4 separate regions of the Homo sapiens genome follow, and regions 2, 3 and 4 are each linked to region 1. Evidence: chromatin contacts called from ENCODE Hi-C or POLR2A ChIA-PET data. All regions are on one chromosome and are shown on one strand. Each heading gives the region's core, a stretch centred on a gene start or an enhancer-like site at or near the end of the contact. The rest is flanking DNA. Distances are from core to core; before and after follow the strand shown.

What was found. A loop is a pair of places that touch in the nucleus more often than their neighbours do. ChIA-PET counts read pairs that join two places held with the same protein, here RNA polymerase II (POLR2A). Pooled maps may share reads with other maps.
Region 2: a map of mesothelial cell of epicardium shows a loop between it and region 1 (4-fold over the local background). The contact joins two enhancer-like sites. A Hi-C loop is called at or near these places in 2 of 168 maps with a recorded cell type or tissue (esophagus muscularis mucosa and mesothelial cell of epicardium) and 1 of 50 pooled maps. POLR2A ChIA-PET finds 5 or more read pairs at or near these places in 1 of 52 experiments (BJ).
Region 3: a loop to region 1 is called in a pooled map, with 2.2 times the contacts of the local background. The contact joins two enhancer-like sites. A Hi-C loop is called at or near these places in 2 of 168 maps with a recorded cell type or tissue (breast epithelium and heart left ventricle) and 3 of 50 pooled maps.
Region 4: a loop to region 1 is called in a map of IMR-90, with 2.1 times the contacts of the local background. The contact joins two enhancer-like sites. A Hi-C loop is called at or near these places in 1 of 168 maps with a recorded cell type or tissue (IMR-90). POLR2A ChIA-PET finds 5 or more read pairs at or near these places in 2 of 52 experiments (BJ and MCF 10A).

What each region holds. Positions count from the first base shown.
Region 1 is chr10:58,700,064-58,703,410 of GRCh38, reverse strand. It overlaps BICC1 (BicC family RNA binding protein 1), which reads right to left. Exons shown (of 21, transcript NM_001080512.3): 3 at 1,268-1,337. Among named protein-coding and RNA genes, the nearest start is that of BICC1, 190 kb to the right of the region's middle. Within about 2 kb of position 1,755, at least 3 of the 41 ENCODE cell types and tissues checked have a DNase peak (open chromatin) inside an H3K27ac peak, as active enhancers do.
Region 2 is chr10:58,644,170-58,647,516 of GRCh38, reverse strand. All of the region lies in intron 2 of BICC1 (BicC family RNA binding protein 1), which reads right to left. Among named protein-coding and RNA genes, the nearest start is that of BICC1, 130 kb to the right of the region's middle. Within about 2 kb of position 1,841, at least 2 of the 41 ENCODE cell types and tissues checked have a DNase peak (open chromatin) inside an H3K27ac peak, as active enhancers do.
Region 3 is chr10:58,754,193-58,757,539 of GRCh38, reverse strand. The region is part of intron 3 of BICC1 (BicC family RNA binding protein 1); the gene reads right to left. Among named protein-coding and RNA genes, the nearest start is that of BICC1, 240 kb to the right of the region's middle. Within about 2 kb of position 1,684, at least 7 of the 41 ENCODE cell types and tissues checked have a DNase peak (open chromatin) inside an H3K27ac peak, as active enhancers do.
Region 4 is chr10:58,664,543-58,667,889 of GRCh38, reverse strand. All of the region lies in intron 2 of BICC1 (BicC family RNA binding protein 1), which reads right to left. Among named protein-coding and RNA genes, the nearest start is that of BICC1, 150 kb to the right of the region's middle. Within about 2 kb of position 1,674, at least 6 of the 41 ENCODE cell types and tissues checked have a DNase peak (open chromatin) inside an H3K27ac peak, as active enhancers do.

The DNA.
Region 1 (3,347 bases), core at 506-3,005:
GCAGGAGAATTGCTTGAACTCAGGAGTTCAAGACCAGCCTGAGCAACATATAGTGAAACTCCATCTCTACAAAAAATGCAAACATTACCCAAGCATGGTGGTGTCCTATAGTCCCAGCTACTTGAGTCTGTGGTGGGAGGATGGCTTGAGCCTGGGAGGGTAAGGCTGCAGTGAGCCATGATCGTGCCACTGCACTCCAGCCTGGGTGACAGAGTGAGACCCTGTCTCCAAAAAAAAAAAAAAAAAGTAGCAAGATAGGAGTTTCTACAGGAATTCCAGTCAATTCAAGTCCAGCTAACAACACTCACTAAATAACTAAAATAATTTTTATTCCATGTGATGAGTAACTCTAACGAAATGCAATTAAAAGAAGGCAAACTGGACTGAAGTAAGAAAGGAAACTGAGAAATCTTACAGTGTTATCATTTAGTAGTAAGTCATGGGGAGAAGGGGCAGCAAATACGAAACTAAACAGCAGCAATAACAATGCCAGACCATGATGGATAATTGCAGCTCAGACTGCAATTATTTTTTAATTGTTTGATGGTATTTGTCATTACATCCTGACAACTACATGCATCTGCATTCTTCTAATGAAATATACTCCACAAAGTTTGTTGAGACTAAGGTCATACTTTAAAAACTATCCATAAAAATATATATTGGCAGGTCACATTTGAAAACACTATGTAATCCAGGGAGAAAACTAGGGAGGCCTTTAGTTTCATTTCTGAACATCTATGCACTGGGTAGTGTCCCATAGGGTAAAACCAGGCAAGGGAAACACTCAGCCTAAAAGAGAAATCTAGTGGGTTCTTTGCTGTCTGATAGATGAAGACAAGCAGCACTCGAGACCTGAAATCTAAGGTTCATATCATACTGGAGGGAAAAAAAAAACCAGCTATTAAATCTGTGTAGTACATAAAAAAGAACCCTGAAATATAAACAATAGAAATTTATGTGTTAAAAACATGTGAAGAGTTACCATGACTCATGGATATCAATCGAATAAGCATCCTTGAAATCACAGGTTGCTATATCTTTCATAATTACATTTCTATCATAATGTTAATAGTTAATATTTTTCTGTTGTTGGATAAAAACTATAATTTTTAATTATGAAAATCCTCCTGAAAGACTGCTACTTAACAAACATTTTGGGACAAAAGTGTTAAGAATAAAGGTTAGTTTTCTCCCCAGCAAACCTGCAGTAATTCCATAATCTCAGTTATCAAAACCACCTATTTCTTGCCCTCTCACAATTTACCTTTCTTGGATTTGGCTCCGATCTTCAGTTTTGATGGCCAAGCAATCTGCGTATTTGTTTCCTCCATGATCTGTAACAAAAATTGAGAGAAATATTGACTCAATTAAAAACTTGTATTTACAGATAAGATTTTTCACACACAAAAAAGTTTATTTTCAAGTTCCTAAGTTCATGTTCATACAAAATGATCTCATTTGAAAACAATGCAAAGAAAAAAAAAACCCTGGGGGGAAAAGAGATGTTTTTATAAGCCTTTAATCTATTAGAAATATTCAAATATATTTTGTTACTCCCAGTGTTCCTCTCCACAATGCTTCAGAATTTTAACATAGACACAAACCAAAAAGTACATGAACAAGTAATTAACCCAACTTGATGCCAGAACCATCAGAGATGCTTGTGCTGAATAAAATTCCCCAAGACAATTGCCAAGGGATTGCAACACACCAAACATGATTCCTGTAATACAAAACTGCATGAGTTAGACCATACTAAATGAAGATTTTTTTCCCTGGGGGAAAAAATAACTTGCTTTGGGTGCATTTGTATTTCATTAAAACTGATGAAAACCCTCTAAACGCGACATCACGTCGTAAGACTGCATTCCCCATCATCCTTTGCCTGGTTCAGAATGGCATTTTTGCCAAAGGTCCTTCCCACTTGCACATGCAGCTAACACTGTCTAGGAGGTCTCAAGACCTGAATGAGTGGAAGCACCAGGACAAGTGAGGGAAGCAACGACTGCCCAGCAACGGAAATGGACGGTAAATAAGAAAAGAACAGGATTTAAAATGTGCGTCCTCTGTTCCTCACTAATTTTACGTGAATTACACTAGATTAATGTTTGCTCATGTAAGACAAACATAGAATTAACCAAACTAATAGAGCAAACTACTAACCAATATGCAAACAGCAAAAAAAAATCATGTATTAATTTAATCACTTGAATTAGACTGGGATAATATTTATCTTTAATATGGATTGAGAGTTCATTAAATATATTAATGGTGAAAACAACCTAAACACATCAAGGGTGCAATCAATAATAAGTACCTTTTTCTCCTCAGTACTGGCTACGTACCGGGCACAAGGAAATGGTTCACATACATCAAACTTCATGAGCCCCCTTTATCATAATATAAAAGGGCTTACAGCAGATGTTTCAGACTGTAAGCCCACAGATGCATTTTGTCTATTCATTGTAAGGTTTTTTAAAGTTTGAGCCAACATTTTTAAATCTGGGAACTTCATAGAACAATTCAGATTTCTGGTTCTCTGGAAAACTTGGCAAATTTAGCACAGACCACTCACATTCCCACATGGCAATGCTTGGCTGGCACTGAGAAACAGCTGCCCCCTTGAGTCAGGGCCAGCAGGCTCTGAGCTGCTCCCAGTCCCTACTACTTCTCTGACTGCGAGGTCAAAGGCCACTTGCCATCATCATCATGGCATTGTACTGCTCACTTGCCATTTATCATGGTGTTTGCTGTTTTTCTCAGAGCAATATTTCTCTACACTTATGTCTCTATTAAAAATTGAACAAAAGTTAAGCCCACACTGTCTTCACTAAGTCAAGGTACTGGTCTGGCCCTGAAGGCAGGTGAGCTCGTTACCTTAATCCTACAGCACCTGGCCCCGGCTGCTGCTTCTCTCATTCATGCCTGTCTCTGCTAATGTGTTTACTGTTTGCACCATTAACTTGGTTAGTTAAGTCTAAACCACTAGTAAAAAAGAAAAAATGTTATCTTTCTCAACTCCCTCTGCATCAGCCATGATGCCACCCCAAAAACATGCCCAGCAGGCTCCCCTTCTGAGTCCCTGCATTCACTATTATCTCTTCCTCAGAATTTCCTGTCCCAGCCCCTTCTCATGCTCAGACTTCAGCTGCCATCTTGTCCAACTCCCCATCCTTTTCTACTCTCACACCAACCCAACCACAATTATTTTTCCCACCTCACTGTGTTTATTTCCCTCCTAACCCTTATTGCAAGTGGAAATCCTCTTATTTTCTGAACTTACTTATTTACAACCTGTTTCTGCAAAACAGAAACTAAGTTCTCTGCCCTGTATACAGCAGGCC
Region 2 (3,347 bases), core at 592-3,091, 56 kb after region 1:
CTCTGGATTCCAGATAAGTAGCATTTTATGGTATTAAAATGCTTCTGAAACTCATGAATTATCTTTAAGTTCTTCCAAACTTCTGAAATAAGCTAAAGGCCAAAGATTTTTGGTTCTCCAAAGCAGCGAAGTTATTTTGACATTCATGCTCTTTCCTAAAATAATACACTTTCAATGTTTTATGAACTAAATTTCTTACAGTAGAAATTTGGAATATTCTGTTTTCAATAGTTACTATAGGCAAATAGTGAATGTTTAATGCTACTTTTCTTACTAAATAAAACAATGATATTTTTTGATGTGAGACTATAACTAAAAAGGATTTTGTAAATCTGTATTTACGAACAAGAAAAGTTGATGGTTAGAAAAAAACAGAATACAGACTAGTTTACAGAGTAAATGACAATTAAATTAAAGTGGTATATGCAGGTATATCTACCATAGGAAGATGATTAGAAAGATGCTTCCAAAATGTATAACAGTATCTTTGGGGAGAGAATTTGGCTGTTCTTTACTTCCTGCTGTGGATTTTTCTGTAATTTTTTTCTTTCTATAAGTATATACCATTTTTACTTAAAAACAGAAAGGAAAGAAAGAGAGAAAGAAGGAAAAAGGCTATGTTTCCAAATAGAATATTAACCTACGAAAAGAAATACCTTCTGTTGTATTTAAAACTAGCATGTCAACCCCCTAAAATTGACTGTAGTATTTAATTTAAAAAAAATCAGGAACAGGCAAGAAAGAAAGAACATATATCTCCCAACTACAGCACTACCTACTTGTTAACATTTTTCACAAGAATCTCCATGGCCTAAAATAAAATTGTTTCTCCCGTCATTTCGGCTATGAGTTTCCTAAGAAGTTCTATACAGGAGGCACAGAGATATCATGCTAGTCTCAATCAAAATGTTCCAGACACATGAGACTAAATATAAAGGGTTAATAGTAATAAGAGGTTATACATGCAGAAGGAAATCCATACCCTCATTTTTAGGTAATGAATATCCAAATACAATGCAGACAGCCTGCAAGACCCTAAAACCTTTTTTAAAGAATATATGATAGTCATAACTTACTAGAAAATATGGTAAAACTGTTACTATATTATGGAGACTTTTAGCCCAAACAAATAGGTCATTTACTACCACTACAAGTCAGGATAAATATTTTGCAATCTTATCCCAGCTGTGCATGCTTACTCTATGTGGAAGGAAAATTATATTTATTAGCACTTTGCCCCAATATGATCAACGCATTTAAAAGATGCTGACTTTTAAACTGTTAGCCTTCAAAATTAGTCTGCATTTCCCATCTATTAGTAAATGGCATAATACTATTCTTAGGAAAAGCTGGCCTGGACAAGTAGTGGAAAACAAAAACGAATGAACAAACAAAAAATAAGGAAATGGACAGATCTATGGTTAAACAGTTCTTCAGGAAAAAAAAAAAAAAGCATTGCAAATCTAATTGCTATTCCAGAAAAACAAGGGTTTCTTCAGTTTCTCTGGCATTGTTCCAAATTCATCCAGCAAAGTTATTTAAGTAAAGGACTGACCATAACTGCGTATGTGAGGGTTCTGTTCATTTGCCAGAGGAAAGAGAAAGATACAATAAGCATAAACTCAGCAGGAAAATTCAGTGATCAGAAAGGAGAACACCAAATAAAAAGGCAACTGCTTCTGGCAAGATGGAGTTGTTTTCTTTATATAGTTTCTATTCAACTTCAAGGCAGTTCAAATGATCTGCCCACAATCTTGGACAATGTGCCTTCGTTTAAAGTTAGTCAACTGGCCTCCTGGCGAAGAAAATTTAACTTCATGACTGCCGCAAAATGCCAATGGGACTGCTGGCAGAAGTATTCTGTATTTCGAGTTCAAATAGTAATAGGGTTTACTACACTGCGAGCCAGGATCACAAAATATAAATGGAGAAACCAGCCAGGTTAGATGCTTGGGAAATGTCTTTTGTGTTTGTTGAAGTCTGCCTAGCAACTACTGGCAATTTTTGAAAGCACGTTCATCCTGGAAAAATAAATACCTGCCAAAATGCCAATCTGGTTCTAATTGCATACCTTTTCCCTCTTTTTTTTTTTTTTTTTTTTTTTTTTTTTGAGATGGAGTCTCGCTCTGTCGCCCAGGCTGGAGCGCAGTGGCGCGATCTCGGCTCACTGCAAGCTCCGCCTCCCGGGTTCACCATTCTCCTGCCTCAGCCTCCCGAGTAGCTGGGACTACAGGCGCCCACCACCACACCCAGCTAATTTTTTGTATTTTTAATAGAGACAAAGTTTCACCGAGTTAGTCAGGATGGTCTCGATCTCCTGACCTCGTGATCCACCCACCTCGGTCTCCCAAAGTGCTGGGATTACAGGCGTGAGCCACCGCGCCTGGCCACCTTTTCCCTCTTTAAAACATATCATGAGCTTCCCTACTTTGACCTAGGGTACTACAAAGTGTAAGAAAGAGGGTGTGTATTGGTGGGGCGGGGAGTTCTTTCTGTCCATATAAAGAAAATTTTTTTTGTTTAGACACAGACTAAACCTTTTAGAATGTGAACATAATACTATTTGATGACCTTTTATTGTTATTAAGAACCGGTATTTAAAAGTAACCCCAGCTCTGACTTAAAATATATATAGGCATACTTTTGAACATAAACTTAAAAAATCAAAATGATAGGCAAAATCTATCACTGCTTTTAACTTAAATTTTTAATCAAAAAGGCACAGTAGAAATATTATGAGATTTCAAATAACTTTACATGAAAGGTTATTTTTTTCTTTTTATAAGCTTGCCCTTCCTGACAACGTTGGCCAAATTAAATTCAATTCAATTTTCGAAGCTTAAGAACATTTAAAAAGTTAAAACAAGAAAATACTTATCCTTATCTAGTTTTTTCGATCACTCTAACGTGGCCCTAGATGTACAATTCCATGGAGCCTAAAGGGAGCCAGCTGTGGAATTGCCACAAGGCACGTATAGGATACACATGCCTTAAACAAAAACCAGAGACTTCCCAGGCACGGGGACGGGTGGAGTTCTGTTTCTGTGCTGCACAGACTAACAGGAGAAAAGGATCGATTGTTTTAGGGAGTTGACTCAAAAGAGCTAAACTGTCTTCCTTACACAACTTCTGGGTCTCAGGTAGAAGAATCGGGGCCAGGCACACAGGGAGTGGTAGCCAGGCAAACCTGGCCAAGTCAGTCAAAGTCTTTGAGCCAATTTTCTTTCTCTAAAATAAGAATAAAGCCACGCGGTTTCCCTGAGAATTGAGAGATCTCTTCTGTAGCAAGTGCCCTAGTATGATGCTTAAAACATTATAGGTACTTGGGAAAGAGTAGCTATGTGTTG
Region 3 (3,347 bases), core at 435-2,934, 54 kb before region 1:
ACATCACTTACTGATAAGCTCCACTCTGGCATGGACTCACTGATATTTACTTCTGCATTCTTAAATGCTAGTCTCACAGAGGCTTTAGTTCTCACCTCTGACATCTCAATTAGGAGTGCATTTTCCAGTAGAAACATAGAAACATGATAATAGTTGGGTAGATAAATTGGTACTATATTTAACCATAACGTCAAATACTCGTCCTATAGAAAATGTGTTACGATTTCATAGAACTCATTGACAGCTTTATTTCATAGAGGAGAAATGTTCACATACTCATGAACAAATACAAATCCACAGAACATTATATAAAAGTAGTTTAACATTCAACAAGGTGGCTGATTTCATGCCTGAGCCACAGACTTGGTCTCATTATTTTATATACAGTCCTTGTATATTCTAAAGTCTTGTAGCGGGTTACACGATAAGTCCTGTTCAGCATCCCGTATTATAAATTACATACGGTTACTTCTCTGCACAATAAAAGGGCTTTGTTATTAGAGTAACTAAGAAATTAAAGCAGTGAGACAATAATTGAATTTTTAAAAATGTTAGCACCAATGAAAATTATTTGAAAATAGCATACAAGCATGCTTCACTATCAAAGTCTATGATATTGCTGAAATCCAACTACCAAGGAAATCATGTTATCTAAATCTACGAAGTCCCTGAGTTTTGGACAGCATAAGAGACTAGAAAGTTATCGCTTTTCTTTGTAAGACAGATCCATTATAAAAGGCATCTTAATGTTGCTAAAGTGTTCAATTGTCAATATTTGCTCAAACATGCCTTTGTTCGATATTAAACTGCTACGCTTCCTCACAAAGGAATTAACTGGTAACTTAATATGCCATTACAGTTGCTAAGGAGAAGACTCTGGCAAAAAAAAAAAAAAAAAAAAAAAAAAAAAAAAGGCTAGTAGTTGCTAAAGGGTCCTGGATCCCAAGAACTCCTTGAGAAGTGCGAGCCCATGGAAAACCCTTAGGGTGGGACCAGGACAAGAGGAAATGAGCAAACAGGACTCTTGGGTGTCCTGCTAGAAAGGGAATGGGAGGTAAACTCAGTAAACTGGTCCTAAATATAAGAGCAAGCTTAAAAATCAACAAAATGTTAATGACAAACCTTTGGGAGGCAAAGGCCAGGGACTCTAAATATTACCATGCCCCTCTCCACCCCCACACACAAAATCACAAAACAGCGAGTTTCATTTCACACAGGAATGCTTGTGGTTTCTCTAGCAAGGAGCAACGCAGTCTACGTGGAAATGCAAAAAACGGAAAAGCAAAAAAAAGCCTTTCCAGCTGGTTGGCTGGGAAAGAAGATCTATTGCCTTCTAAGATACGAAAGGGAGTATTTTTTAAAAGTCTCTATCTTGATGATGCTGGGACAGGTCATGTTACAAAAGAGCAACGTTTTTCAAAGGAATAGATACAACACATCCAGAAACAAGTGAAAATGGAACAAGCAGAGGTGTGAGGTTCCCAGGATAAGAAGAGGCAAATGTATAAAGAAATGTAAGGGACAGAATAAATAAATCCAGAGGAAAATGGGAAAAGCAAAGATGGGTGAAAACAGACATAGAACACGCAGGAGCAGAAGGAGAAAGTGAAATTATCTCACGGCAAAAACAGCAGAACTGTGAGGTGACTAATCACTAAGTAGTGGAAAATGTCCACAGGCAGTGTCTCTCAGGTTGCTCAAGAAAGCAGGTGTGGCCAATGCAGAGAAGCCTCGGCTGTAACTCTGTGGAATCAAATCCAGACTCAACCGCTGCTGGAAATAGTTTCCCAAAACCCAACTGAAATTCATCTTCCAGAATGTCATTGAAACTTAGGCCAAAAAGAAAAAAAAAATAAAAAGGAGAAAAAAAAATACAAGACAGGAATGTAATTTTAAAACACCCTTTCAAACCTAAGGTGTTTCTTCATGTGTCCATTTAGAACTGAGGGTTTTCATGAACTCTATTGCAACTTTTTCTGAAGATTTCAGACAGAAAATCCCTAAAGCAGAGGAAGCAGTACAGAGTTGCCAGAGCCCAGTGATTTCTCAGTCTCATTCAGGAAATAATTCACCAAATGTACTGTAATGTGAAATCCAACTAAATGTAAACTAAAATCACATGAAGAACTCTGGTTGTCCACCAAGGAATCAGCTCTTCTCAGTTTATAATCTGACAGCGCCACTGACTTTGGGACCATGGAAGCTGTAGCCTTTCCCCTAAGGTGACCAAAAGCAAAACAATAGCGCAGGAAATAGAAAGCAGGCTAGACACTAAACAGTGGGCCCTGGCAGTTAAAATTCCAAATCAAACCAAGTTCTTAAGACTAAATAGGAGTGTCTGTTTACCTCTGTGCATTTATACTTGATTTAAATGAAACAGTCACCAAGCCCAAAACAACTCTATGAAAACAAAAAACAAAGAAAAATCCTGTGATCTGACACAGTTGCTTTTCAAAATTTTCAGCATCAGGCTTCCACTCACCAACAGTTTTGGTTTACTAAGGAACTTTAAGAGAAACCAGATGTAACTTAAAATACAAGGACTGCAATACATACTGTAACTCATCTGGTATTAGCAACAATAAACCCCAGACCTATAAGGGGCTCACTCGCAATCTTGATCTATAAAGCTAAGGACCAATGGCATTAAGGATGCTACAAGAATAGCATTTTCACATTCAAAGTCCTTTCTCAGCCTTCCTCTGTCTTCTCAAACCATTTCTTCTTGCAGTCAGAGCTCAAGAAGAGTGTTTTACACACACACACACACACACACACATACACACCCCCCCTCACAAGTTTGTCCCTAAAGCCCATACAGTACAGAGGGCCACAGAAAGAAAATTTCTCAGCCATGCATAAGGCATCCCTGGGCTCCCCCAAGGAGACCACCCACCCCAGAAATGATGAGACACTCCTGCTCCCTGCCGTGTGAGGCATGTACTGAGCAAAGGTTGCCAACCTTTGGCAAGCTACGAAGAAATCAGAATGTAACTGCAAGAGACTTTAGACTTTTCTCCATGAGGAAACACCCACTTTAAAACAGCTGTGGATTTTCTTAATAATGTGCTACCAAAGGTACTTTAATCTTCTGTAACTGATTTTTGCAGACCCCCACATTTTCAACTTTTGGATTATCCAGTTTGCTGACAGAATTTGCTACATTCGTTCAGTCTTTCAAGTACTATTCAACTGAATCAAAAAACATCTTTTACTTGCAATAAAAGAAAATAAGTGCTTCCTCTCAAAGTTATTCACTCTAAATTTCCAACACACTAATTACTTTTAGTCAGATAATGACTGTAAGGAGACAAGAGTAAAAAAAGGCAACATTATACAGAGCTATG
Region 4 (3,347 bases), core at 425-2,924, 35 kb after region 1:
CCCATTTAACATTTGAAAAGGAAGTTTAGAGAGATTTAAGATCACCTAGCTATGAGTTAGGAGCATCCTCCAGTCCTGGCTTCTCCAAGGAGTAGCTATTAGTTCATATAGATATGTCATCTCTCTGACACTCTATTTCCTCATAGACAAAATAAATAGACTCAAGTGAACCCTGTAGTTACTTTAAAAGGTAAATTTGATCTTTCAGAGACTGGTAATAGATGTTCAGGCTTACTTCCTCCCCTCTACCCTATTGCCTTTGCCTTTATCCAATTTCACTGTTCTTTACTAATTCCACAGAATGGTTTAAGAAAAAAGGAGCTGCCAAAAAAAAAGAGTACTTAAAAGTGTGTTTTGGTATTGGTAACACCATCCAGACCTTTGAAAGGGAAATATAAGAATTCCTTGAACCCTGAGAATTAAGGTTAAAACTACCTTCCCTAAGAATTATAAGAGTATCCAAAGACTTCTACTTTTGCTATATTTTTTTCATAATTCCAGTGAACAAATGGGACCAGACTTCATAAAATTCCCTCAAATACCTCATACCTTCACTTTAAAAAATCATTACTGTGTTCTCATAGTTTGGTAAAGAAATATCATTAATAGCTATGAGAAATTGTATATCTAAACTTACATGTCATTCTTTACAAATTAGCTTTTAAAAGGACTAAAAGGCCAAGAAGAATAAGCAAGTAGTTTCTTCTGGAGCCTACTTATATAATCTACAGAGGTACAAACACACAGTAATTAGTTTGAAAATAAAATGAAATCCTAGTTTGGTAAGTAATTTGCCTTCCTTAAAACTGTCAGTGGCACTAAATTGAAATTTTTTCCTTCTAGCTGACCAAATTGTAAGCCTCTTTCATCTAGATCATTATTGAAAAGTGAGAATAACCCATTATGTCTAATATATTTATCAAAGGAATTTAAATATTAAGTAGACAAGTTAAATAGGAGCAAATAGCTGAAATTTTTTAGTATCTTATTTAAAGTTGTTTCCAGGGAGGAACTCAAGGAAAAAACAAGTATATCCTAAATAATTCAATTAAGAAAGAGAAAAAGAGTGCCATATCAGCAATTGAATGGCTACTATGCATGGTGGGAGGGGTCATGCAAGGTAGGAGGTTTTAGGTAGATTGGTTTTCTGTCTTTAGTCCCATAAAAGGAAGGCCTCACTATTCCATTTAACAGGTGAAGAAAGAGATTCAAACACTAAGTAACTTGCCCAAGAGCATACAGCTAATAAATGCTGATTTTGTATTTCCAGCATATATACACTTGAATGAAAAATCCAAGCACTTTTATACTACATCACACTTCTTCCCACCTTCTGTGTGCTTGGATAAGGATTCAAAAATTAAAAGTCACATTCAGCAACCTATTAGAATTAAAATGCTGGCTGAAGGAAAAGAACATAATTAGGATATTGTTAAAGCAAACTAAATATGGCCTGAGAAGGACTCAGTACTTCTATATTTGAGTCCTTATAGATGAACTATAACCTAGCTTAACAGTGAGACAAAATTGAAAACCTAACTTAGTAATATGCACCTGAAACAATAGCTGAGTGTTGGCCAATCTCAGTGGCCTACTTCAACCACTCACAGTCTGCTGAATGTTCAACCTGTGTTCAAACAAGGCAAATGCCGAGCTGTAACCAATCTCACTCTTTCTGCACCTCACTTCTGAAAGTGAAAGTAGGTCATTTTACGTTTTTTTGTCTATAAATTTGTTCTGACCACAAGGCACCCCTGGAGTCTCTGAATCTGCTGTGATTCTGGGGACTGCCCGATTTGCAAATCATTCATTGCTCAATTAAGCTCCTTTAAATTTAATTTGGCTGAAGTTTTTATTTTACCAATATAATATATCAACTGCTTGGCCAGAAGTATGAGAACATAAGGAACTTGTACGTCTAGCAAGAGGGTAAACTGGATGTTCAGATGAAACCGACTATACATGTTTAAACAGAAAATATCTCAAAATGCTGAGTAAAATATAAAACCATACTTTTGCAAGGTTATAAAATTCATTAGAGATCAGAAATGATAACAAAGAAATAGACGGGTAAATTAGGGCTAGAGCCAGCATTTGCCAGCAAAATGTCCACTAATACCTGGTGGTCTACAGCGTGGGTTTTAAAAAATGTTTAAAGAATAGAAAATAAATTTCAGATCAAAACACATAAAGTCTCAGAAGATGAAATAAAATAAAACTTTCCCTTAGTGATTCACAGTGTAGATGAGTGCCTGGTTTTGCCTTGGTGAAGCAAGGGGAATGAAAAACCTCTCTCCTCTGAATTCCTAAACACAAGATTGTATTTATGCACTATTGGCGATAGAATTCATGAACAAAGCAAAACAGATTCATTTAGTTATGGCTGTATTCCCAGGCAGATAAAGACAAAAATACTCTCTGAGGCCAAGGAGTTTAAATACGGGCTTCAACAAGTACAATCAAACCACCAAAGATATGAGAGGAAAAGCCATGATTAGTGAGAGTCAACAGAAAAAGACCACTAAAATAATGCAGGCACTATAATAATATTATACAGAATACTTATGCTTAAAAACACAAGAGAAGTTATCAAAAGTATGTTAAGGGAACAAGATACTATTAAAATTGATCTTGCAGATTTCAAAAATGGTTGTTTTTGAGAGAGGTGGGAACACTGAGAATGCCCCTTTCCTGAGGCTTCGGCACACAAGACCTGACTAAAACTGAGGCTGGGAAGTGACAGACTACCAAACCACCCACTTACCCTTCCATGAACTTTTTACCAAGTAATAACAAGCAGTAGTCTACTACTGGGGAAGTGGCAATAACACAGACCCCTGTGGCACAGCTGTACAGAGCTGGCAGAAAGCCAAAGGTAGATCAGGAACACAGAAAACTGTACCACACTCCGGGACTCATATTAAGCTCAATGTAGCAGCAGCAATCCATCCACCACTGGAGAAATCTGAAGTCTGTTTGCACTCAAGGTAACTACAGCAACAGCAAAATTCAAACCCAGCTCAACTGCTGACAATACTGACTACTGACACACTCCCCTATATTAACGAACTGAAGAAACAAAAAAAGTAACCATTGTGGGTATTAATTTTATTTACCACAGACTATTGCTCTTTAACACACAATACCAATATTCAATAAAAAATTACAAGACACAAAAGTGGAGGGAAAAAAAAAACCCACAAGCCTATCATCAACAGATAGCATAGTCAAATGAAATAGACCTCAAGATGGCCCAGACTTGTAAATATCAGATAGAACTTTTAAAATAACTACAATTAATATAAGGATCTAATGAAAAATATTATCAATGTGTCTGTATAGAAAGG